Regions from separate parts of the Homo sapiens genome. Here region 2 is linked to region 1. Evidence: chromatin contacts called from ENCODE Hi-C or POLR2A ChIA-PET data. All regions are on one chromosome and are shown on one strand. Each heading gives the region's core, a stretch centred on a gene start or an enhancer-like site at or near the end of the contact. The rest is flanking DNA. Distances are from core to core; before and after follow the strand shown.

Region 1 (5,746 bases), core at 854-3,353:
ATACAAAGTCCCACATTTTCATTTTGCACTTGGCCCTCCAAAGTATGTAGCCGGTCCTGACCCAGAGGCAATAAAATGTAGATCGGTTCATTGCTCTGGTCATCAGCCTCTGGATTTGCTCTAATTTCTCCACTTCTCACTGAAAGGCATCTAGTTTCTAAACTGGAGGGAGATATGAGGCCAGGCACTGTGGTGCACACCTATAATCCCAGCGCTTTGGGAGGCCAAGGCTGGAAGACTGCTTGAGGCCAGGAGTTTGGGACCAGCCTGGCCATATATTGAGACCTATGTCTGCAAACAAAACAAAACAAAAATTATCTGGGTGTGGTGGTGCATGCCTGTAGTCCTAGCAAGGAGTTTGAGGCTACAGTGAGCTATGATAGCACCACTGCACTCCAGCCTGGGCAACACAGCAAGACTGTCTTCAAAAAAATAAAATAAAATAAATTGAAGGGCCTGGAGCGGTGGCTCACGCCTGTAATCCCAGCACTTTGGGAGGCCGAGGTGGGTAGATCACGAGGTCAAGAGATCGAGACCATCTTGGCCAACATGGTGAAACCCCGTCTTTACTAAAAATACAAAGATTAGCTGGGCGTGGTGGTGCGTGCCTGTAGTCCCAGCTACTCGGGAGGCTAAGGCAGGAGAATCGCTTGAACCAGGGAGGTGGAGGTTGCAGAGATCACGCCACTGCACTCCAGCCTGGCGACAAAGTGAGACTCCGTCAAATAAATAAATAAATAAATAAATAAATAAATAAATAAATAAGTAAAAGATGTGGCCAAATAGCTGCAGGAATGTTGGGGCATAGTAGAAAGAGCCCAGGATTAGGAGTCCGCAGACAGGATTCCAGTTCTGTCACTAGAAAGCTGTATCTCTATCTTGCTGGAATTCATCCCTTCCAGCTCTCAAGGCATTGGAATCACATCTGTGAACAGGAAAACTAGCACACCAGAGTCAGAATCAAGCAATAGTTATTTATCTAGTTCCCACCCTGTGCAAGGTACCAGGTGCTCTAAGATTCACTCCAATCCATGAAGTGCGTCTACTCTTTCACCGAGATTTGCCAGTCGTCTTTCAGGGTATTTTTCCTTGCTTTCTGGATTTGATGACTTGTCTGAAACTGAAGTTCTCTCTGGAATGACTGGACCTCTTTCACTGCAGCGTCAGGAATCTCTTGCAAAGCAAGCATGGTGAACTTCCAAGATGCTGGGCCACTGGGGGAAAGGGTGCAATTAATAATCCCTACCACTTATTGAACGTATACCAAGTGCTAGGTTTTTTACTTATGTTCCCTTTTAATCCTTTGAAATGGCTTGACTCTACTCTTATTTATGTTTTTCTGATAAGGAAACTAAGGATTAAAGAGGTTAGGTAACTTGCAGCTAGAAAACGGTCTACCTTCAAAAGCATCCTCTTGACAATTCCACTAGGACCAACACCAATACCACCGAGCCCTCGTTGCTGCCTCTTCAGCGCAGAATAGCCCACCAAGTCCACGTTTCCCTAGTCCCAAGGTCGGATGGCTGGGGAGGGTAGAGGATGCAACGGAAGGACGTTAATGGAGAATTTTGCAGGGTCTGGGAGCAGAGCAGTAAACGCAGCCCTAAGCACTGAGTATGCTACAGTTTGGTAAAATCCATCCAAGCAGCTTTGGGATCCAAGGCTTGCACTGTATCCCCAACCAACACTAGGCAACGCCCCAAGTCCCCACACTTCCCACTCCGATAGGCGAAACTGCAAGAACCGGGAGGGGCGGCTGCGGCGTTTAGGCGCGAGGCACACACCATACCCTTCCGCAGCTTCCCACCTCCTCCAGACGCACGTGTTTAAAGAGTCCCTGCTCCAACCGGTCCCGCCCCACCTCCGCTCGGCCTCCAGCCCTGCTTGTACTGCTGGCTTCAAGTTTCCTCCGAGAGGCGGGCGTGCACAGCTGCAGTGGCGGCGGCAGCGGCCACCAAGCGCCCGGCGGCGCTTCGCCACCCACCTTTCCTCAGCCCCCGGCGCTGCAGTCTCCGCCCGCCGGGGAGGGCGCGCTCAGCGGAACAGGAGTCGAGGGTGGGGCGCCGAGAGGAGGGAATCCCGGGTCGCACCGCTACAGTTCTCGCAGTGGCAAAGGCGGCGGCGGCGGCGGCGGCAGCGGCAGCAGCAGGTGGAGCGAGCTACAGCGTTTGGCCTGAAACCCACTGCTGCAGCCACCCGGGCTGGAGTTGGCCCGTTGGGTGGAGCCAGTGCTCGCCCCGGTCCGACCCCCGGTTTCCGGGACACTTGGGTTGCGGAGGCCGGCTGGCCGGAGTCACGGTTGGGGACGGGCGCGCCTCGGAGCGCACGGCTGCGCTGGAAGCCGCGTCTGGGGCGCAGGACCAACGGGACCTACCTCCTCCCGGCTACCTAAAGACTCCTTCTCTCGGGAAAGAGCGCTGCCCGGCTCTGGGATTTGGGAGGAGCTCGGAGGCCGCTCGGGCACCTCGCTGGACACTATCCGTTTGCGCCCCGGTGGCGCGGGAGGGTCCGGAGCGGAGCGCTCGTCTCTCCTCAGCGGTTTAGTGGAGAAAAGCAGAGAGCTCTTCCTGGGGCGAATGGGACCTCCTCCCTCGGTCCTCCGTGGAGTCGTCGCATCGCTTGTCGTGTTGGTCTCGAGGGGCTCACAGCTTGGCACTAATTTGCAGGTGTTCGCTGCTGATTTGGTTTCTTCTTCGATTTGCGGACGGTTCCCTCCAGCGACTCTCGACACACGTTTTCCTGTCTTCGCCGGAGGGCCGGGTCTGGGGTCGCCGGAGCCTGCGGGAATCCAGCGCTTATTCGCTGACCCTCGAGTCGCTTCGCTAGCTGTGCGCCCTCCTGGGCACTAGCCTGGAGAGGAGCGTGCAGACGCGGCTCCTTGGAGGGAGTGCGGTCCTCTAGGGAGGCATCGGGCTCCTAGGGGCTTCTTGGCGTGTGTGGTGGGATTGGGGTCCGCCGGCCATGGCCTTCACTTTCGCTGCGTTCTGCTACATGCTGTCTCTGGTGCTGTGCGCTGCGCTCATCTTCTTCGCCATCTGGCACGTGAGTAACACGCTTTGGTCTCTCTTCTTTCGCCCCAATTTCGCTAAATTTCCCCGATTTCACCCCACTTTTTCCACCTTGCGGGCGTGGGCGAACCGGAAGGTTGGACCTTCTGCCGCTCCACTGTCCCGGGGCAGGAGGCAGTTCGCTGCATCCCGCCGGGCGCGCCTTCGGTGCCCTGGCTGGAGGCGAGGGGCCGCTGGTGCCCAGGTAGGACACCCTCTGCAGGGCCCGACTGGGCGTCCCGGGTCCCGGGCGCCGGGGAGTGGCGGCTACAACCACAACTAACCCCTTCCTCTCCCGCCCCGTCCTCTCCTGCCGGCGGGAGGCGAAGGAGAAGCGCCGCCGTCGGTCCCGGCAATTAGTCAAGTAGCTATAATAACTAAACATTTAAAATGTCAGCATCTGTGGTGGGTTGCATTTAGATATAATTGGAGACAAAGTGGAAACACGACGGGAGCGCCTTGTAAGAGGTAGGGAGAAGCCGAGCCCACGGAGAGGAAGGAGACCAGGCGATGGGGGTCGAAGTGGAAGGCGGTGGGGGAAAGGCGAGAAGGAGAAGAGCAAGGAGGCGAGGGAGACTGGGAAGGGCAGGCATCATTAAGGCCATGGAGGAAAGTCACGAAGAGAGACCGTGGAGAGCGACGACGGTGTCCTCCATCTGCCCTCTTGGCGTCTGAAGTCCGACTCCTGAAGACCCCCTGCAGGTGGCGAACCTCCGCTAGGCCCCCAGCGTCCCCAGCCCACACAAGCTTCCTGTCACCCTTCCCGGGGCTACGCCAGGTGGAGGGCAGCCGTGGATCCCAGTTCTTTAGGTGTGGGTGGGAATAGAGGAGCGCAAGCTTCTGAATAGGGGAAGAGAAGTACTGAGAGAGCGCGCAGGAGTGCGTACGCCGGTCCTCTCAAAGACTGTGCAACATTTAGCGAGTGCATGCAACTCTCAAGGCTTCCTTCTCTGAGGTTGTTTAAGCCCCCTATCCTCACCCTCAGAGGGCTGGTGGGAAGAATGGCCAAGGCCAAATGTTTAGAAGGAGCACCCCAGTGCATAATTTCCCACCTTTAACAGCCTTGCCCTGCCCAGCGTCTAGGTGACAGAGAAGGACCCTGAGACGAATTCTTGGAGGCATGGTTCTGGTGAGCATCACAGACTCTCATACAGTGGGGATGACCCAAAATGAAGACGTGGAGAAAATTGCAGGGTGGGTGAGATGCCCTTGTTTTCTATAAGTGGTTTGCAGAGTGAGAGTTTGTCTTAAAATAGAACTAAGCAGCTAGAGCAGCTCCTGCTACAGGGCTCTGACAGAGAGGAGAGGGGAAACTCGGGGAGGAAGGTGGCTTCCGATCATGTAACCTTAGGAAAGACCCTTGCTGGCTTCCTTCCACATCTCTAAAGTGAGAAAATTGACCTGGATAGTCGCTAAGCTTTCCCCCATTTCTCAGATTGTGTAAATCCGTGCATCAGTAGACTTAGGAATCTGGGGGTGACAGGGAATCCAAACATAGATATTTGGGGGATGATTAAAACAATTCCGCTATTTAGAAGTAATGGGATTTTAAACCCTCCCTTCTCTGCTCTGCAAGGCTGGGTCTAATCTATAGTAGAAAATTGAGGCTTGAAGTTGTTGACAGTTCTTAAGGGAAAAGGAAACTTACCTGATTTAGAATAGAAAGGAATACAGATTAGATCATGCCCAAGCAGTGCAGCAAACCTCTGCTAATGTGCTTTAAAGGAACTTTCTCAGCTTCTTTGGATATGGGGAGTTACTTGGATTCTAGAAGGCCAACTACTCCCTTTTCTTCTGCAATACTTCATTTGCTGTTTTCTGTTTTTGCCTTGGCCAGAGGGTGTCAGGTACCAGAGAGCTCCCTCAAACTCGAGTCTGGCTTGGAGTTCTCTGAATTGGTCCCTGAAGCAGAGCAAGTAACCAGAAAGAATCATTTTCTCTCATTCAGGGAAAGATGATTAATAATTCAAGAACAGCTTCATTGAGTGGTTTGTGCAGCTGGTTGACATTTGAATGAAAATCAGGTGTTCCCTCATCCAGCACTGGCTCTATCCTCCAGCTTCTCAATGCTCACCCCCTTATCGAGGGGTGGCTGAAATGCAGTCAAATTCCAACTCAGGTTTTATCCAGATTCCTCGTGGAAGTGGCAAGATTCTTGTTTCTAATAATGAAAAGAATTTGTGCGTTTTGATTTCAAATTACGGTAATAATTTCATAGTCTCAGTCCCTCCTTTCCTAGTCTTTTCCTTCTCTATCCCTTTCCCTCTCTCCAAATCAAACAACCCAAACCCCATCACACTGATTTGGTTCCTGAACATTGAACTGGGAAACCAGAGACACCCTGATTTCAGGGCACGGTTTGTATGTCTGGGTGTTAGTTACATGGTAGTAATTATTTCAACCAAAATTGAGGAGACTTGGTTTTATGTTAGACTGTTTGCCTTCTTTCCAGCTTCTTATATTACTTATGTACTTCTTGATCGGACAAGGCATATTGATTGTGTGATATATATCAGTACCCCAAAAAATGAATTGGGCGCTTAACAACATATAGCGGTTAAAATGCCTGCCATGCTGCCATGCCTAGGCTGTAAGATATGAAGATGGCGTGCTTTTCTTATTGAATTGTACGTACCTACTTAGGGGTAATGATGGTAGCTACTATGTATTGGGTGTCTGCTGTAGGACAAGTTTTAAGT
Region 2 (5,746 bases), core at 1,771-4,270, 37 kb after region 1:
TTGTTGTTCTTAACAGAATCTTAGAGGTCTCTGAAATGGCAGAAATCTTAGAGGTCTTTGAAATAGCAGGAACTTAGAAATAGCAAGCTGTGGTTTCTGCTTTCAGGGATGGTAGGTGTTATGCACAATTATCTACAAAAATGCTCTTCCTCAGGCACGAAGTGTTGTGTGTCAAGTGCAAGAGCTGAAGTTCTGCATTATACACAACCTAAGTGTCCTAAAAGTGACTAATTCTCTTAACTAGTGACCACACTCTTAACTAGCTTTTGAGGCTGGGGAGCATCTTCAGGGGTGGCTTGGGAGACTGGATAACCTATTCCAGGCTAAGGATGGAACCTCCACTGTGAAGACTGAGGAGTATGGGGCCAGGGCGCTCTCTGCCTAAGGAGCATTTTTCCACGGGATACAAGTTTCTCTGGACTCGATCAAGCAGGGAGGCTGAGTACATACTTCCTGGAGGTTGCACAAACTAACCAATTTGATTTTAAATATTAATACTTGGAGTAAGGCTTCTGGAGGCCAACATGCAAATTTATGTAAAAGAATGTGCAAATGAACACCAGAGCCAAGTGCCTGGCTCTGTTCCCTCACACAGGATAGCAGCCCCTGACCTGGCTGACCTTGTGTTTAGTTCTGTTCTTGGCTCTGGGACTTTGGGGCTGTTGTGTTGGCAAAACTTGGTGGGGGTGGAGGGGTGGGCAGTGGAGGGAAGGACTGCTCCAATTTAAACACCCGCAACAACAAAAGTTGTTTTAGCAAATTGGCATGCTGTTCATAAACGGCTTTCTATGTGCGCGAGGATATAGAGGCTTTATAAACTCTCTTTTTGGGAGTAAAAGTCAGGAAAGATTCATCAGAACCCAGCTCCTGAGAGGATGACAGGGGAGAAGACTCCTTGGGTCTCTGGTGGAGCCCCCTGTTGTTGCTGCTGGAATTCAGGCAAAGCTCCTCACAAGGTAAAGATCTGGATTCCTTGGGCAAGGGAAAATGAGCTGAGTACAGAGCCCAGGTGCTCAGCGTGGACACTGGCTTGATGGGGTCTTTTGGAGCAAGTCCTCAGTTTTCTGTGTGGTTGTTCACATGGGGAGGCTCAGTTTTCCAGTAGATGGTGGGCTGGAGTGAAAGTGAGAAACAGAAAGAGGGACATGGACACACACACACACACGCACAAACACACACCCAAGCCCCAGTGAACATCGAGCCCAGTGCAGTGAGCAGCAGTTTCTATGATGTAGTTAATTTAGTGGGAAGTAGTGAGTTTGTAGTGACCATAGAGTTAGAAAAGCAGGGAAATAAAAAAGAAAACAATGGTAAAATAGTATGGGGAGTATTTTCCTGATTATGGGAAAAAACATCACTTGTGCAGTGCAGGAATAAGGAAACTACGTAGTGGTCACCTCTGTTAGCGTTCTGGTGACTGTACTTTCATGTGTCTTTTTACGGGCACACACGTAATTTTACATAGTTGATAAGGGATTACATCACACATTCTGGTTTTCTTTACCATCACTTTAAAAAAGTTGCAGTTTTTGTTGCTGTCATTGCTTAACCCTTTCCTCCAGCCACTGTCCCCTCCATTCTCAGGGTTGCCGGTGTTAGCAACCTGGTGTATATCCTTCATTTGTTTCTTCGTGTTCGTGTCATCTTACATAAACACTAATGCTTTTTAGAGTGTGTCTTGATTTTGGTTTTGCATCTCTGCATCTTGCTTTTCTCACTGAATAATGGCTCATGGAGTCCCTCTGAGTTAATCGGTAAAGGTCTAACTCAGAACTGCGTAATATTCCAGATTTAGATGTGTCACTGTTTATTCAATCATGCTTTTATTGACTGGACTTTATGTGTTTCTAGTTTTTTGTGATCTCAGACAGTACCTGGGCATATATTCTTACCTAGTGGTGTCTATTTCAATGGGATAAATCCTCAGGGAATTGCTAAGTGAAGGATATGTGTATTTTCGTTAATAATAGATATTATTAGATTGCTTTCCAAAGGCTTTATCAGTTCACATTTTCACCAGCCATGGGTGGGGGCTCCTTTTTCCCTGCTTCCTCAACAGTAACTTATCACAAAATTTTTTTCAATCCATTAGGTGTAAAATGATACCTCCTTGTCACCCTTGTCACACTCCTTAGCCAACCAGTGAGGGTGAGAAACTTTCATAACATTATTGACCTGTTGGATATTCTTGCAAAGCAGGAATATTGGCCTGGGATTTCGACCTGGGATTTCTGGGTTTTGAGGGATGGCAGGTAATGGGCCTTGTGACTTCACCCAGACCCTTCTTTCCTGTGTGCTGCCTCTGGCCAGAGGCATGACCAGATGGGAGCAAGCAGATCTATATGGCGAACTGGGGTAACTTTAACATTCCTGGACTGGGACTGGACATAAGGTGGGGGAGTATAACCTGGCTACATTCCAAACAGGCTATGGAGTGGTCTGTGCACAAGAGCTAACAGGTTTGATGAGTTGAGCAGGCAGGACTCAGACCTAGCGGTAGGGAAGTGCTATTGAAAGTTTGGTTGGCAGAAGTGTCCGTTCCAAGCAGTGAATCAGCTTGCCGTCAGCTGGACTCTAGCCAGTTGATTAGTGTAGGAAGAAAGGAAGTGAGGGAAGAAGAAGGGACTTAAGGCCCCTTAGGAGAGGGGTAGGCAAGAGCTAAGTGGAGCGTCGGGCCCCTGATAGGTGTTCCAGGTATGGCGAGCCAGTCCTCTACTGTGTGGGTGGCTGGGGATGTAGCCTGGCTGCACACACCACATCAACGTAGAAGGAGCAGGAAGGACAGCAAGGGGGCTCCACAGATGCCCAGGGCTCATTTCTGGACTTCCAGAAACCAAGCCCATGGAAGCAAAACTAAATCCAGGTTGCACGAATTGGTGGGGCTGAGGCTGCTAATGGGTTTCTGTCCCTGGTGAGGGTTGGCGCAGCACACGTGGGCTTCTTCTCTCTGCCTAAGCCCACATGTGAGGGTCTCAGCAGCTCTAGCTGCACAGGTGTTCAGAGGGTGAAGGTATTGGGAACACAGCAGGAGCACAACTCACTGGAAATTCCCAGCTGGAGGAAGGCCACCGGAAGGCCAGCTGGAGGAAGGGGGCACATTTTGTGCCAGCCCTGGTGAGTCACTAGCCTAGGTTTGACAACTAAAATAAATTATTAATTATTCTACATATTCCTTGTCAACCATTTTTTGGCTCTCATTTTTCAAACTGGGAGGACCTCATCATTAAAAGACTGTAGTGGCTCATGCCTGTAATCCCAGCACTTTGGGAGGCTGAGGCAGGCGGATCACTTGAGGTCAGGAGTTTGAGACCAGCCTGACCAACATGGTGAAACCCCATCTCTACTAAAAATACAAAATTAGCCTGGCGTGGTGGCACACGCCTATAATCCCAGCTACTTGGGAGGCTGAGGTAGGAGAATCACTTGAACCCAGGAGGCAGAGGTTGCAGTGAGCCAAGATCGTGCCATTGCACTCCAGCCTGGGCAGCAAGAGTGAAACTCCACCTCAAAAAAAAAAAAAAAAGTGACTGTAGTTTATTAGACATTTCATCTAAATTTTATGTTTTTCTTCCTTGAATTTTGGAATCTGTGTTTCTCAGTCTGGTGTTTTCGATGAGGAGCAATGGAGTTTTGGGTATTTCTGTATTTTTATGGATCACTTTTTACATACTTCTCCTGTGAAGAAATCTATTAAGGAAAATACAAGACTTTGCAGTCTCTCTTTAGTATTCACTCTGTGAACTGGTGACGCTGTACAAACTCAATATAAATTCTCAGTTACTGTTGCTTTTTAATACTACCTCAAGAGTCAGTATGGCCTATATCTGTTTTGAACAAAGGAAGGCAGCTGGGCCTTAGCCTCTCTTCCTTTAAAGAGTTTGAGGCTGGGCATAGTGGTGCACACCTGTAATCCCAGCACTTCGGTAGGCCGAGGCAGGCTGACTGCTTGAGCCAGGAGTTTGAGACCAGCCTGGGCAATATGGTGAAACCCTGTCTCTATTAAAAAAATGAAAAAATTAGCTGGGACTGCAGGCATGCACTACCACACCCAGCTACTGGGGAGGCTGAGGCGAGAGGATCACATGAGCCTGAGAGGTCGAGGCTGCAGTGAGCTGTGATTGTGCCACTGTGCTCCAGCCTGGACAACAGAGTGAGACCCTGTTTAAAAAAAAAAAAAAAGATTTGGCTGGATGCAGTGGCTCATGTCTGTAATCCCAACACTTTGGGAGGCCAAGGCGGGCGGATCACCTGAGGTCAGGAGTTCGAGACCAGCCTGCCCAACATGGCGAAACCCCTGTCTCTACTAAAAATACAAAAATGAGCCAGTTGTGGTGGCGCACACCTGTAATCCCAGCTACTTGGGAGGCTGAGGCAGGAGGATCGCTTGAACCCGGGGGTGGAGGTTGCAGTGAGCCAAGGTCACACCACTGCACTCCAGCCTAGGCAACAGAGCAAGACTCCATCTCAACAACAACGAAAAAAAGATTTTAAGTTGCTTTTGAATAGCCCAGATGCATGCCTCCTTGCTGTAGAGTTGGGTTTTGTTTGTTTAATAAAGAAGATATTCTATATGCTGATATACAGCTTTTTCTTCCTTTCTTTGGTCATAAACTAGGTGTGACCTCAGTAGACACTGATTTTAGCCACTGTTGATGCCTGTTTCTAAAAACTGAATCAGCAAATGCCTTGCAGGATTTAATTGGCTATACACAATAACTCCATACAGCAGGTCACTTCCTTTAGTTACTTAGGGACACACTTTGCAAATAATTCACTCTGGAGAATTCATTAAGAAGCTGTATTGCCCAAAGCCAGATAGTCTACAGGAGCATTACCAAGATTTTTAATAAAAAATACCTCTGCTTAATAACTAGTAACAAGTAGTACCTGCTTTGAAACTTTTCTAGGCCAAACTAATTCCAATCCCTATGGTGTAGAATGTTGAAAACTTTGATCGGCCGTCCCTTTACATGCTGGAATATATCCAGAGTATTTAGGAAATGCAACTTGACCTAACCTTCAGGTCTCTCTTTGGCTCGTGTATCTTTTAGGGTCCCATTAGAAAACAGATCGCACATGCAAAGGGGGTAATTGAGGAAAGTTTAATGAAGGGACTATTTACAGAGGAGGTATAGGGTTAAAAAACCAACAGGGATGATGTGGCACCAGGATCTAGCAACCCATGAAGCTGTTACCACCCCTGGGTGTGAAGGGGTAAGGGGAGGAGGCTGTTACTAGAACTTCATGGGAGCTATAGTGGGTGGGGCTGTCTTCTGAAGGAGCTAGGGCCTCATGTGGAGAGGTAGAGACACTGTGAAGCCACAGTAGCAGGAAGGGAACTGGGCAATAAGTACCCTAATAAGATCCTTGTGTCTTCAGCTGATGCCTCCTGTTGGCCTAATATAATGGGAAGCAAGAGGGCAAGGAAGGCCAGATGGTGCATTCTTCAGAGCCTGCCAGGGCCGTGGGCAGGGTGGAGAAGGGTGAAGAGGGATCTGGAAGGGTAAATGGAGGCTTTTGAGCGCAGTTAACTTTTGGGCTGAAGGAAAATGGACATGCAAGCAGGAGGGAGAATCCTAGTTAGACTCCTCGGTTTTCACAAGTCATTGTCGATGTCACTGTCAGTGTAGTGGGCCTTCAAGCTATAGGGAGCCACTCCTAATGAGCAACATGGAACACTAGGCCTTTCCTGGAGAACCTCACTTCCACTTGTTTGTTCTCCAACTTTCCAGACACCTAGTGTTAG

The links. A loop is a pair of places that touch in the nucleus more often than their neighbours do. ChIA-PET counts read pairs that join two places held with the same protein, here RNA polymerase II (POLR2A). Pooled maps may share reads with other maps.
Region 2: a map of PC-9 shows a loop between it and region 1 (2.2-fold over the local background). The contact joins the enhancer-like site here to the promoter of CNIH3 in region 1. A Hi-C loop is called at or near these places in 4 of 168 maps with a recorded cell type or tissue (Caco-2, PC-9, endothelial cell of umbilical vein and 1 more) and 4 of 50 pooled maps. POLR2A ChIA-PET finds 5 or more read pairs at or near these places in 2 of 52 experiments (PC-3 and activated CD4-positive, alpha-beta memory T cell).

The regions. Positions count from the first base shown.
Region 1 is chr1:224,614,214-224,619,959 of GRCh38, forward strand. It overlaps CNIH3 (cornichon family AMPA receptor auxiliary protein 3), which reads left to right and starts at 2,104. Exons shown (of 6, transcript NM_152495.2): 1 at 2,104-3,042. The coding sequence starts at 2,962. CNIH3-AS2 (CNIH3 antisense RNA 2) reads right to left here and starts at 2,014. Exons shown (of 4, transcript NR_183287.1): 1 at 1,985-2,014; 2 at 1,399-1,523; 3 at 991-1,214.
Region 2 is chr1:224,649,916-224,655,661 of GRCh38, forward strand. All of the region lies in intron 1 of CNIH3 (cornichon family AMPA receptor auxiliary protein 3), which reads left to right. Among named protein-coding and RNA genes, the nearest start is that of CNIH3, 36 kb to the left of the region's middle. Within about 2 kb of position 3,021, at least 5 of the 41 ENCODE cell types and tissues checked have a DNase peak (open chromatin) inside an H3K27ac peak, as active enhancers do; they include PC-3, PC-9 and endothelial cell of umbilical vein, where a contact is called at or near this core.